3 separate regions of the Homo sapiens genome follow, and regions 2 and 3 are each linked to region 1. Evidence: chromatin contacts called from ENCODE Hi-C or POLR2A ChIA-PET data. All regions are on one chromosome and are shown on one strand. Each heading gives the region's core, a stretch centred on a gene start or an enhancer-like site at or near the end of the contact. The rest is flanking DNA. Distances are from core to core; before and after follow the strand shown.

What was found. A loop is a pair of places that touch in the nucleus more often than their neighbours do. ChIA-PET counts read pairs that join two places held with the same protein, here RNA polymerase II (POLR2A). Pooled maps may share reads with other maps.
Region 2: a pooled map shows a loop between it and region 1 (3-fold over the local background). The contact joins the promoter of SMCR5 here to the promoter of RASD1 in region 1. A Hi-C loop is called at or near these places in 8 of 50 pooled maps. POLR2A ChIA-PET finds 5 or more read pairs at or near these places in 2 of 52 experiments (HEK293 and PC-9).
Region 3: a loop to region 1 is called in a pooled map, with 4 times the contacts of the local background. The contact joins the promoter of FLCN here to the promoter of RASD1 in region 1. A Hi-C loop is called at or near these places in 2 of 50 pooled maps. POLR2A ChIA-PET finds 5 or more read pairs at or near these places in 3 of 52 experiments (activated B cell, activated T-cell and endothelial cell of umbilical vein).

What each region holds. Positions count from the first base shown.
Region 1 is chr17:17,494,671-17,498,333 of GRCh38, forward strand. It overlaps RASD1 (ras related dexamethasone induced 1), which reads right to left and starts at 1,725. Exons shown (of 2, transcript NM_016084.5): 1 at 1,226-1,725; 2 at 1-1,014. The coding sequence starts at 1,511. The coding sequence ends at 455. RefSeq lists silencers at 1,656-1,875, 2,036-2,165, 2,216-2,445.
Region 2 is chr17:17,777,421-17,781,083 of GRCh38, forward strand. SMCR5 (Smith-Magenis syndrome chromosome region, candidate 5) reads right to left here and starts at 2,109. Exons shown (of 1, transcript NR_024007.1): 1 at 1-2,109. The region is part of intron 2 of RAI1 (retinoic acid induced 1); the gene reads left to right. The region is part of intron 1 of LOC124903942 (a long non-coding RNA gene); the gene reads right to left. RefSeq lists enhancers at 1,336-2,225, 3,115-3,663.
Region 3 is chr17:17,235,315-17,238,977 of GRCh38, forward strand. FLCN (folliculin) reads right to left here and starts at 1,854. Exons shown (of 14, transcript NM_144997.7): 1 at 1,598-1,854. RefSeq lists an enhancer at 2,071-2,180 and a silencer at 2,615-2,800.

The DNA.
Region 1 (3,663 bases), core at 475-2,974:
GAGGGCAGAGGCTCTACCGGCTGTCACAGCAACCCGGAATCACAGACAAGATAATGCCCCGTGGGTCCTGACCCTCAAGCGGGCATGACGGTTTCTTGAAGCCTAGCAGAGGCTGGATAACTTCACATCCCTCCCCCACCCCGCGCTCACTCTTAGGTCTTTGAGAAGATAAATCCACCCTCGGCTGGGCCCTCGCTCCCAAAGTTATGGGGGTGGCGGGCCTCAATGGGGGACCGGGGGTGGGGAATAGTCCCAGTCTTGGCCCGTTCTCTTTCCTTCCGGAGCAGATGACCGTCCCTTCTCGGTTCAGTGGCGCCTCCCCAGTGCTGGGGGCGGATCGCCGGGAGGGGAGACGCCAGTCCGCGCGCGCTCCCGGCCTGGGGCGCACCGGGCCGTTGGATTTGACTTAACAAAAAGGTCCTCCTTAGGTTGTGTCGCCAGCGCGGCGGGGCTCCTAGCTGATGACGCAGCGCTCCTTGTCCTTGGCCTGGCTGCCGGCGCTGGCCTTCTCGCGGATGTACATGAGGTCGCTGTGTACGCTGGGCCGGCGCGCGAAGGGTGCCACGATGCCAAAGGCGTCGCCCGGGTCGCCGCCGCCGCCGCCGCTGCCGGCCCGCAGCAGCTTCTTGTTCCGCAGCGCCTTCTTGTGCAGCACGTCGCAGTACTGCACCGAGACCTTGCGGTGCAGGTCTGGGCTCATCTCGCTGGGCAGCTTGGCCATGGCGAAGAGCGCGCGGAACATCTGGTCCAGGCTGCTGTTCTTCTTGGCCGAGATCTCGAAGTAGGCGCAGCGCTGGGGGTCGTCGCCCACCAGCTGCTCGATCTCGCGCTGGTCCACCTCGCGGTAGAAGTCGCGGTCACCCTTGTTGCCGCAGATGACCAGGGGCACGTCCACGTTCTCCTTGGTTTTGTTCTTGAGGCAAGACTTGGTGTCGAGGATCTGCTGCCTGAGCCGCTGCACCTCCTCGAAGGAGTCGCGGTTGTCCAGACTGAACACCAGGATGAAAACGTCTCCTAGAGGGGGCACAGAGAGCAGAAAAGGAGAAGGTGAGGGTGGCCGCCCAGGGGACAAGTCGGGCTGACTTTGAGGCCGCGCGGGGCGCGCTAGCCTCTCTAAGCGCGAAGCGCACTACTCGGCGCGCGGCAGCCGGACCGGCGCTCGCGGGGCGCCCTGGCCGAGGGTTCCCCGCCCTTCCCTCCCGCACCTGCCCGGCCCCCGGCTCACCTGTGAGGATGGAGAGGCGCCGCATGGCGGGGAACGGGTGGTTGCCGGACGTGTCGAGGATGTCGAGCTGGTAGACCTCGCCGCGGATGGAGTAGAACTTGCGGTGGAAGTCCTCGATGGTAGGCGTGTAGGCGTCCTCGAAGCGGCCGGTGAGGAAGCGCGACACGATGGCCGTCTTGCCCACCTTGGACGAGCCGAGGATGACCATGCGATAGCAGTTCTTGGCCGGGATACTCAGCTCCGAGTCGCTCGGGCACATCTTCTTGATCATCGCGGCCAGTTTCATTGGGCAGAGGGGCCGCGAGGGCGGGCGCGGGGCCGAGAGAAGGGCAGAGAGCGGCTGAGGGTCGCTGGGGTGGCACGCGGGGTGAGCGGCTGGAGGGCTCTGCTCGGGCTGGGCGCGGCTCGGGCTTGGGGCTCCGGCTCCGCTCGGGCTGGGCTCGGGCTAGGCTGGGCTCGGCTGGGGTTCTCCCAGGATCTGGGCACAGGCCGCTTGCTCTGGCTTTGGCGCCCGGCCGCCGCCCTTATATGCAGCCTGCTCGGCTGCCCCGCCCCGGCCCTCCCAGCTCGGTGCGTCACGCCCCGCGGGGCCCGCCTCCCCCGCACCGGCTCCCAGTCCCGGCGACCTCGTCACCCGCTGCCGGGCTCCTGCTCTCTGGGCGCGGGGGCTGGGGGGAGCAGTCCAGGGTCGGGCTGAGGCTGGAGGCGCTCGGACTCCGCTTTTCCACTGCCGCGGGCTCGGCGGCCGCAGGGGCGTCGGGGTTCTGGTCCCGGCGGTGCCCCTGTCCCTCTGCGACTTCGGGCAAGGACCCCCATTCCTGCACCTCCCGCGCGCGTACACTTATTTTCTTTGGTTCTCAGTTTCCCCAGAGAATAGGAATCTAGTAAGTAACCCAGTAAGCGCAGCAGCGTTTGCTGAGTGCTTGCGCGGACCGTATATTGCAGTCCTCAGAGCACAGCCCCAGCCCCAGCCCCCTTCCGCTCCGGTCCCCAGCCGGGCTCTTGTTCCCGGGAGGCGACCGCCGGGCGGACGCGGGGTTTCAGGGCCTCAGGCGCGGAGCTCGGCACCGCGCGCTCGGGCCGCCAGAGGGCAGCAGAGGGCCCGGCCGGCGGCTCGGGGAGGCTGTGGCCGCCGCGGGCAGAGCTAGAACAGAGGCTAGGAGCAGGCGGGTGGGGAGCGGCAGGGATGGAGCAGGGGTCTCAGGGCGCCTTGCTGGGGCCCAACAGGAGCGGTCCCCAACCCCGCGCTCTGCTGCAGGCCTCAGCCTGCTCCTTTCTCCCAGCCAGAGATGCTCTGTGGTATGGAGGGCTCTGCAGCCAGCGGCCCACCCCGTCCATCATAGCATTTTGGGCTTTTACTGTGCCGCGCGTGGGCCGACGTTCTCATTGTCTAGCTGAGAGACCTGGAGCTCAAAGCCACAGCGAGCCAGGAAGGCCCTGGGAGCACAGCACAGCCTCTTGCTTTCTCCTGGGCCTCAGTTTTCTCTTCTGGAAGATACTGATTCTGGTTCTGTGATTAAGGATGAAAATATGCAAATGCTTTAGGAGGGCGGGGCCTGGTAATAACAATAGCAACAATAACAGTAGTATTGACCCATGAGGCCTGGTGGGGGTACTCTCAAGAGCACACCAGGTCGATCAGTAACCAGGAGTGGGGTGATGTTGCTGAACATTGGCAACAGGCTGTCTGGAGCCAGCTCCTCAGCCCTGAGCTCTTGAGGCAGTCACTGCTCCTCAAGGCAACCTGTGTGCTCAGTGTTTTGCTTTGGCCACGTCTGACTTACGAGAAAACTAGGGAGCCATTAGCTGGCACCACCGGCCCAGCTGTCAGGTGGTGGTCTGCAGGCAGTGCTGTGAGTGCCATACCACCCACCCCATGCCTACCCACCTCCCTCCCACGCTGGCACTTGCTGTAGGGGCTGCTGCAGGACACCACTAACTTGTTTCTCAGCCCAGCTTGGCCCCCATCCTCAGAGTCCCTGCATCTCTCCCAGGCCTCACTCTTACTGTCAGATATTTCAAATGCACGCATCACACAGTGAGCATCCAAGGGCTCATCAGTGGCCCTGGCCTGGCTCTGATTCCTGGTGTCACTTATGCAGCAGTTATCCGACAGGCTAGCTGGGGCTGGAGCCCCGCCATTCTTGGTTCCTGCCCCCATCTGAGGTATGTCTGCCAGAGTCTGGGAGAAGGGGAGAAGGAACTGAGTCGCAGCCCTGGATATAGGGCTGCAGTGGTGCAGGGTGTTCACTGCATAAAGGAGCCAGTTGAGGGTACATGGGGGGGCTCAGTTAAGGTACGGACCTGAACCACCTTCAGACTGAGCACCGCCTTCCTGTGCCTCCCACAGCGGCACTGCATGGGCAGCCGGGCTCTAACTTGGGATGACTGATGGCCAGGGCTATAGTGAAGGTGGACCCCACACAGCCATTGCCTCC
Region 2 (3,663 bases), core at 859-3,358, 280 kb after region 1:
AGGCAATAGGCTTCACCCCGTGGGGCTCAGTTTCCTCATCTGTAAAACAGTGGTGATTGGATTATGGTGAGAAGTTTGTAGATGCAAATGCCTAGGACAGTGCCTGGAACATCGAGGCCCCAGGTCAGAAGTGGCTGTTCTTACGAGTCTGCATGAGTCTTGTACCCCATGACTGCAGTCATGGGGATGGGGGCCCAGCCCCTAGGATGGATGCTCAGGCCTCAGACCTGTGTTTTGGGAAGGGATGAAGGGAAGGGAAGAGCAATGTGGGGAATTACCAAGGGGAAAGGGTGGGATTAGCTTATCCCAGCTTCCCACTGTGCCAGTGGGGAAACTGAGGCCCAGAGGGGCCCAGGCCTTGAAGTGATTGCAAGTTCAGCAGCATGAAACTGCTCTTTATCCGTGCACTGCTGTCAGGAACAAATGCTGAATGGAGAGTCCGGAGGGTTGCCCAGGCCACTGCAGGACCCAAGCTCTGAGACTGAGGGCTTGGGGACACAGAGCCAGAGCCTTGTCCTGAAATCCTGGAGGGTGCTCCTTGGACAGGACAAAACTTGTATTCTCTCTCTGAGCCCAGCCTCAGCAGAACCCAGAGTCTTCCAGGGCTGAGATCTTGCCGTACCAGCTGCGGTCACAGACCTGCCACACTGGCTTGACCTGGGAGTTCCTTACAGCTGCAGAACCCCTGTCCCACCTGACCCGCTGCATCAAAATCTGCGTCTCACCAGGATGTACACTTTAATGTTTGAGGAGCACTGAGACTCAGCCAGGATGATACTCTACCTGCCTGCAGGTACAGGCCGCTGCTCTATGGGCAGACCTCAACCCTCAGCCCCAGAATGTCCTCCCCAGCTCTGTCGCAGACATACGTGGCTCCCTGGGAGGCATAGAAAGTACAAGACTTGGACCTGGCTCCCCATGAACTGGTGGCCCTGGAAGTTGCTACCTTTTATTGAGCCCCTGCCAGCTACCAAGCACATTATCCCATTTCGTCCCACAACAGCACTGAAAGTTTGCTGTTTAATTTAGAGTATCTTGCAGCTTAGGCACACAAAGCACAGAGAGGTTAAGTAAACTGCCCAAGGTCACCCAGCATATACATATGCAGGAGCTGGGATATGAATCCAGAGCTGACCCCGGCACCAGAGTCTAGCCATTTACAATCAGAGTGGGCATGGGGGCAGATGGTGGCTCCTCTCACCCCTGAAACCGGAGCCCCAGCCCCTATGAGCCCTCACAGTTCATTGGTCTGGCTGTGGTGAATCTGACCTCTCAAAAGCCTCCCTTTCCGGAGCAGAGGCCTGCGATTCTCCATGCTGGAGAGCCCGCCAAGAGGGATTCTCCTACAACTTTCCAGAACACAGCAGTTCTGGGGCCAGGCCAAGCTAGCTATGTACAGCTGGAAGAGGCTCTCTCCCCCAGATGCTGAGTGACTAGAAGCCAAGAGGGAGGGAGTTCTGGAATGGTCTGCAGCAGCTGGAGGTGAGGCCTGAGGGGGCTGGGGCGGGGCCTGGGAAGAGGGGCCAGTGCACAGAGTATTCTGAACCGCAGAAAGTATTCTGTTCACTCTGGGAGAAAAACAAGAGTGTTGTTCAAAACAGCTGGACGCCAGGCCCAGTTGCCCTCGCCTGGTTTTTACTCTTAAACACCTTCGCATTTCATGGCTGTTCCAAAGAGAGAGAAATCAGCCAGTTGTCCATTCAGACACAAGACAAGGCATCAGCCGACAACCAAAGGCAAATATTTTCCGTGGTGAGGAAAGCCTCCCGGGTGGCCCCAGGCCTGCCTCTGGAGCAGTGGCTGGCTGGTGGCTGGCTCTCCCCGAAGGTCGCTGCTTCTGGTCAGCAGACTGCGTGTCTGGGGGACTGGCCAGGATCCGCACCCACCCAGGGAGCGCTGGGGGCAGCGGGGCGGCCATCCTAGGCCCGTAGTAAATGGAAGCTCCCTTCCTGGCATGAGAGCAGCCAGGCCTCCAGGGAGGCCAGGACAGCGTGGGCCCCACAGTTCCCTGTCTTGAAACCCCAGCCCTTGATATCAAAATGGGACCTGTTAGTCTGTTGTCGGGGAGGGGGATTTAACTGCCCAAAGCTCTTAGGCCCTGAGTGAATTTTTTTCAGCACAACAGTAGCTACACACAGTTGAAGAGTGTGGCACATGGCTACATAGGGTTTGTATTTGGTCTACAGATGAAGGAACAAGACCCATGTGGACTTAGGCCTCATTATCATAATTCTGCAGCCCCAGGAGCCAAATCCCCACATGGAAACCCTTAGTAGGTAGCCTGGCCAAGTGGGTAGCGGGAAATCAGTGATGGTAGGCCCTGGGACTTCTCTCTAGTCCCCTCCCCACCCTTTTTTTTTTTTTTTTTTTTTAATAGACGGAGTCTCGCCCTTGCCCAGGCTGGAGTGCAGTGGCGCGATCTTGGCTCACTGCAGGCTCCGCCCCCCGGGGTTCACGCCATTCTCCTGCCTCAGCCTCCTGCATAGCTGGGACTGCAGGCACCCGCCACCTCGCCCGGCTAATTTTTTGTATTTTTAGTAGAGACGGGGTTTCACCGTGTTAGCCAGGATGGTCTCGATCTCCTGACCTCATGATCCGCCTGCCTCGGCCTCCCAAAGTGCTCGGATTACAGGAGTGAGCCACTCCACCCAGGCTTTTTTTTAAGACAAGAGTTTTACTCTTGTCCCCAGGCTGGAGTGCAATGGCGCAATCTTGGCTCACTGCAACCTCCGCCTCCCAGGTTCAAGCAATTCTCATGCCTCAGCCTCCCGAGTAGCTGGAATTACAGGCGCATGCTACCATGTCAAGTTAATTTTTATATTTTTAGTAGAGACGGGGTTTCAACATGTTTGCCAGGCTGGTCTCAAACTCCTGACTTCAAGTGATCCACCCACCTTGGCCTCCCAAAGTGCTAGGATTACAGGCGTGAGGCATCGCACCCGGCCACCCACCCTTTTTTTCTCCCAAGAAAACCAGTTTTCTGAAATTTTCAGGGGGAACCAGGACCTCCTCGCCCATGTCTTTCACCCCTGGGTGCCTGTATCCTGTATTCACCAAAGCCCCACGGGCATCTCCCCGATTGAGGTCCCACCCCTCAGGGCCTAGGACAGGGGGACCAGGGAGGGCCCCCAGAGGCTGGAGTTTGGAATACCCCCTTCTCTTCTCTGGAGCTCAGTTTGCATGTCTGTGAAATGACAGGTGATGTCACCTCCCAGAAGGGCAGTTTGAGAGAAGTAAAATCTATTGAGGCACCTTGGACACAGGAGGGGGTCAGACGGCATCAGCCTTTGAGGGTGCTGCAGTTACACGGCTCCAGCAGTCTGAGCCTTATCAAGACCTTTCCAGATATGAGGGAAGTCCATGCCCAGTGTCTAGCTGGCTGGGGGAGAAGCCCCTTGAGAACCCCCACTCTGTAATGCTAGGCTCTGCATTTGCTTAGGAGGCTGTGTCCCTGTCTCTCCCCTTCTGGGCCAGCCTTGCTTTCTGGGCAGGCCCAGGAGTGTCCCGGGCCCAGCACTCAGAGTCAGCGCTGTCTTTAATCTGTATTCCACAGGCATCCTCACCCCCTCCCCTCCCAGGAGCTAGGAACCTGCCAGGCTTCTTACCTCTCTGCTGGAATCTCCACCCCCCACCAGAGGCTGCCCTCTTGGGGAAGGGGCCCAG
Region 3 (3,663 bases), core at 604-3,103, 260 kb before region 1:
GTGGCACGTGCCTGTAGTGCCAGCTACTCAGGAGGCTGAGGCAGGAGAATCGTTTGAGCCTGGAAGCGGAGGTGGCAGTGAGCCGAGATCGCATCACTGCACTCCAGCCTGGGCGACAGAATGAGATTCTGTCTCCAAAAAAGAAAGAAAGAAAGAAAGAAAGCAAAAGCACTTGTCAGACGAGAGCTCTGACTCTGACTCCATGGATCATGTGCACCAGAGGCCCAGGCAGCCCCTGAAAGAGAGGGAGGTGCCCTACAGAGCACTTAGCTTTGCGGTCACCGGAGCCTGCCCTCACCAGCCAGGTGACACCAAGTGTTACTAGACCTCTCTGAATACCACCCAAAAGCTGAGAAACAGAGGCCTCTCAGAATTCGCATTACACATGGAATCAGAATTCTGGGCAGCGTGAGGTCATTCTTCACTCACTGTTCAATTCCAATCTCTACCAGGTGTTTGCTGAAGAAAACAAACTGGTTTGAGTGTGTCTCACGAGTCTGTTTCCAACAAGCTTTCCAGAACCCACATAGGAAGCCGAAATGCCCTGGCTGACAGTCTCTTCATCAACATATCCAAAGACAGTATTCAAATTCCCTGATGTGGTAGAGTGTCTGTTCATGTCCCCCTCCCACAATGGCTGAGTCCCAGACCTGGACAGTGACCTCACCACCACCCGTGGTGCGCCCTGGCCCTATTTCAACCCTACTTCCTATGGTGTTCTCATAGCACCGTGGAGAATTAAAGAGGCCACTAAGTAAGGGCACTCTAAATAAACAAAGCACTATAACGGATCTTAACCAGCAGTGGACACACAGCTTCTATAACTAGTCTCCCACTGGGGAGCCTCATTAAGTTAGCAGCTGGGATCCCAACAAGCCCAGGGTGAAAAGTTCTGCAGGGGATGACTGCCAGTTCAGATCCACTCTCACTGTGGCTCTATTTCCACCGTTTCCCTGGATTTCCATTCACAGAGCTCCCTGACATAGGACACTAGAAGGGCAAACGCAGTGTCACCTGCCACTATTACTCAATTACTTGATGACCACGGTGATAATCTGGCACTAAACTGGCTGTGGCCAAAGGCTAGAGAGCCAGAACCTACTTCCAGCAAGCTCCTCCTTGCCCTGTGTCCCCACTTGAAGAGACTGCTAGTGACCACACCTTGGACTTCAATCCACAAGCCAATCCATTCTTTCCAGGAGACAAGGACGCGACTGACAGTACTCTCAACTGGAGAGAAGCGCGGTCTTCCACCCTCCCTGGAGGACACGGTGCTACCCTATTAGCGCATCAGAGGACCCTCCTGAACGCCAAACTGGGAGAAGAGGATGACACACACCCTCTCCTCCAAACAGAGCGAAGACAAAACCTGGGAGAAGGGAAGGCAAACAGTCCCGTTTCATGGCAACATCAAATGAGATCACAGTCCTCATCCCCATAGACTTGGTTAATGGGCGTGCCCCCAACCTATCTTCAAATCTCAGGGTCTCGGCGACGCCCTGGACTCTGGCCCTAAACCCTCCCCCATTACTCGTCCACCTGGGACCAACGAAAACTCGGACATGCCCCTCCGCCAACCCCTCAGACCCCCGCCTACCTGCTCCCCAAATCGAGGCCCGCGGGACACCTGGACTCGGCAGCCGGGGTCCCGCTCTGGGTCCCAGCCCCGCCCCTGACTGCGCTGGGTAGGTGGTCGCTGCGGGACCCGGACCGGCGGAATCACACCCAGAGCCCCCAAGCCCACGGCAGGGATGTCACCCGGGGTGGCGAGGCTCTCAAGCCCGGGTTCAGGCTCTCAGGGGAGCTGGCAGAACCAGGAGCGACCACACTCACTCGCGGTCCCGCAGCCCCGCCGACACCCAGGCGCGTGACTCCCTGAGCCGTACCACCACCCAACACTGCGGTGGGGGTGCGGGAGCCGTCCGAGCGCGTCCTGCACCGCGAGGAGAGCCGGGCCTCCCTAGCTCTCGCAAGCCCAGGAACACAGTCCGAGTCCTACAACTCCGAGGTCTGACTGGGAAGCAGGGGCCGCTGCCCGACAATTACCCTTTTCCACCGCCCCTATTCCGGTGCCCCCCTCTGGGAAGTTCCGAATGGTTCAGACCGCACCAGCTGGGGATGCTGGGGGAAACCATTTCATTAAGCGCGGGAGTATGCTGAAACTTAAAAATCATTTTAAAAAGAGATTTGAGGGTAAATATAGCCAACCTAAGGCTTCCTGTCCACATAAAAGAGAAAAATAAAGAAAAAACGTTATAAGAGGTTGGCAGGCTTTTTTTTTTTGCTTCACCAATGGTTTTTATTAAATTGCTGATGGAACCCGTCCTCTCCCTACATTGAGAGTATGGAAGGTGCGGGAGACGGCCGTCACGTGACGCGGAGAAGGCGCGGCGCCCGTGGGAGGTTGGTTGCAGAACTCGGAACCGCTGTGCGCGCGCATGTGTGGGATTCGGTCTTCCTCCCTCAGTGGGTCTTTTTTAAAAATGTGAAAATCAGTTTTTGAATAATATTCTTTTTTTGAGACAGAGTTTCGCTTTCGCTCTTGTTGCCCAGGCTGGAGTCCAGTGGCGCGACCTCGCCTTACTGCAACCTCCGCTTCCCGGGTTCAAGCGATTCTCCTGCCTCAGCCTCCCGAGTAGCTGGGGACTACAGGCGTCCGCCACCACGCCTGGCTAATTTTTTGTATTTTTGCAGAGACGGGTTTTCACCCTTTTGGCCAGGCTGGTCTTGAACTCCTAACCTCAGGTGATCCACCAGCCTCGGCCTCCCAAAGTGCTGGGATTACAGGCGTGAGCCACCGCGCCCGGCCTGAATAATATTTTTTAAAACTAGAGCGCCCATTACTAAATTTAGCTACTTAGAAGTTAATTGTAAAGCCATTAGTTTGTGATGTAGTGTGGGTCCTTCCAGTGAAGACCGGAGAGAGATGGGAATCAGAGCCTGACCCGCCTGTGCGCGCTGCCCCCTGAGGTGTGGCTGCCCCCTGAGGTGTGGCCGCCCCGGAGCCTTCCGCCGCGGCCGAGGCTATGGTTGCCGCAGAGTCTCCAGAATGTGCTCACCAGGAATAGAATAGAAAAGTGGGTGGTTGTGTTTTTGAAATCAGAAGTCACTTATTTTTTTCTCTTTAAATTTCCATGTTCTGGTCGGGCGCGGTGGCTCACGCCTATAATATCCCAACACTTTGGGAGGCCGAGGTGGGCGGATTACGAGGTAAAGAGATGGAGACCATCCTGGCCAACAGGTGAAACCCCCTCTCTACTAAGAATACAAAAAAAATTAGCTGGGCGTGGTGGCACACGCCTGTAGTCCCAGCTACTCTGGTGGCTGAGGCAGGAGAATTGCTTAAACCCGGGAGGCAGAGGTTGCAGTGAGCTGAGATCGTGCCACTGCACTCCAGCCTGGCACAGAGCGAGACTCCATCTAAAAAAAAAAAAAAAAATCCATGGTCTGTTGAAAACGGGACACGAGAAAAGAACGAAAGTGCAGCTTGTGTTTTCTGCCGTCTTATAGTGGCTTGGTAAAGATTAAGGAATATGGGGTGGCGTTACGAGGTTAGGCATTGCCTTTATGTGTTTAATTATTCTTATCAAGCGAATTCCTCTTGCTGTTGGACAGCGCAAACTTAATTTCTGAGGAGGTAGTAAGTTACAGGGTGATTTTATT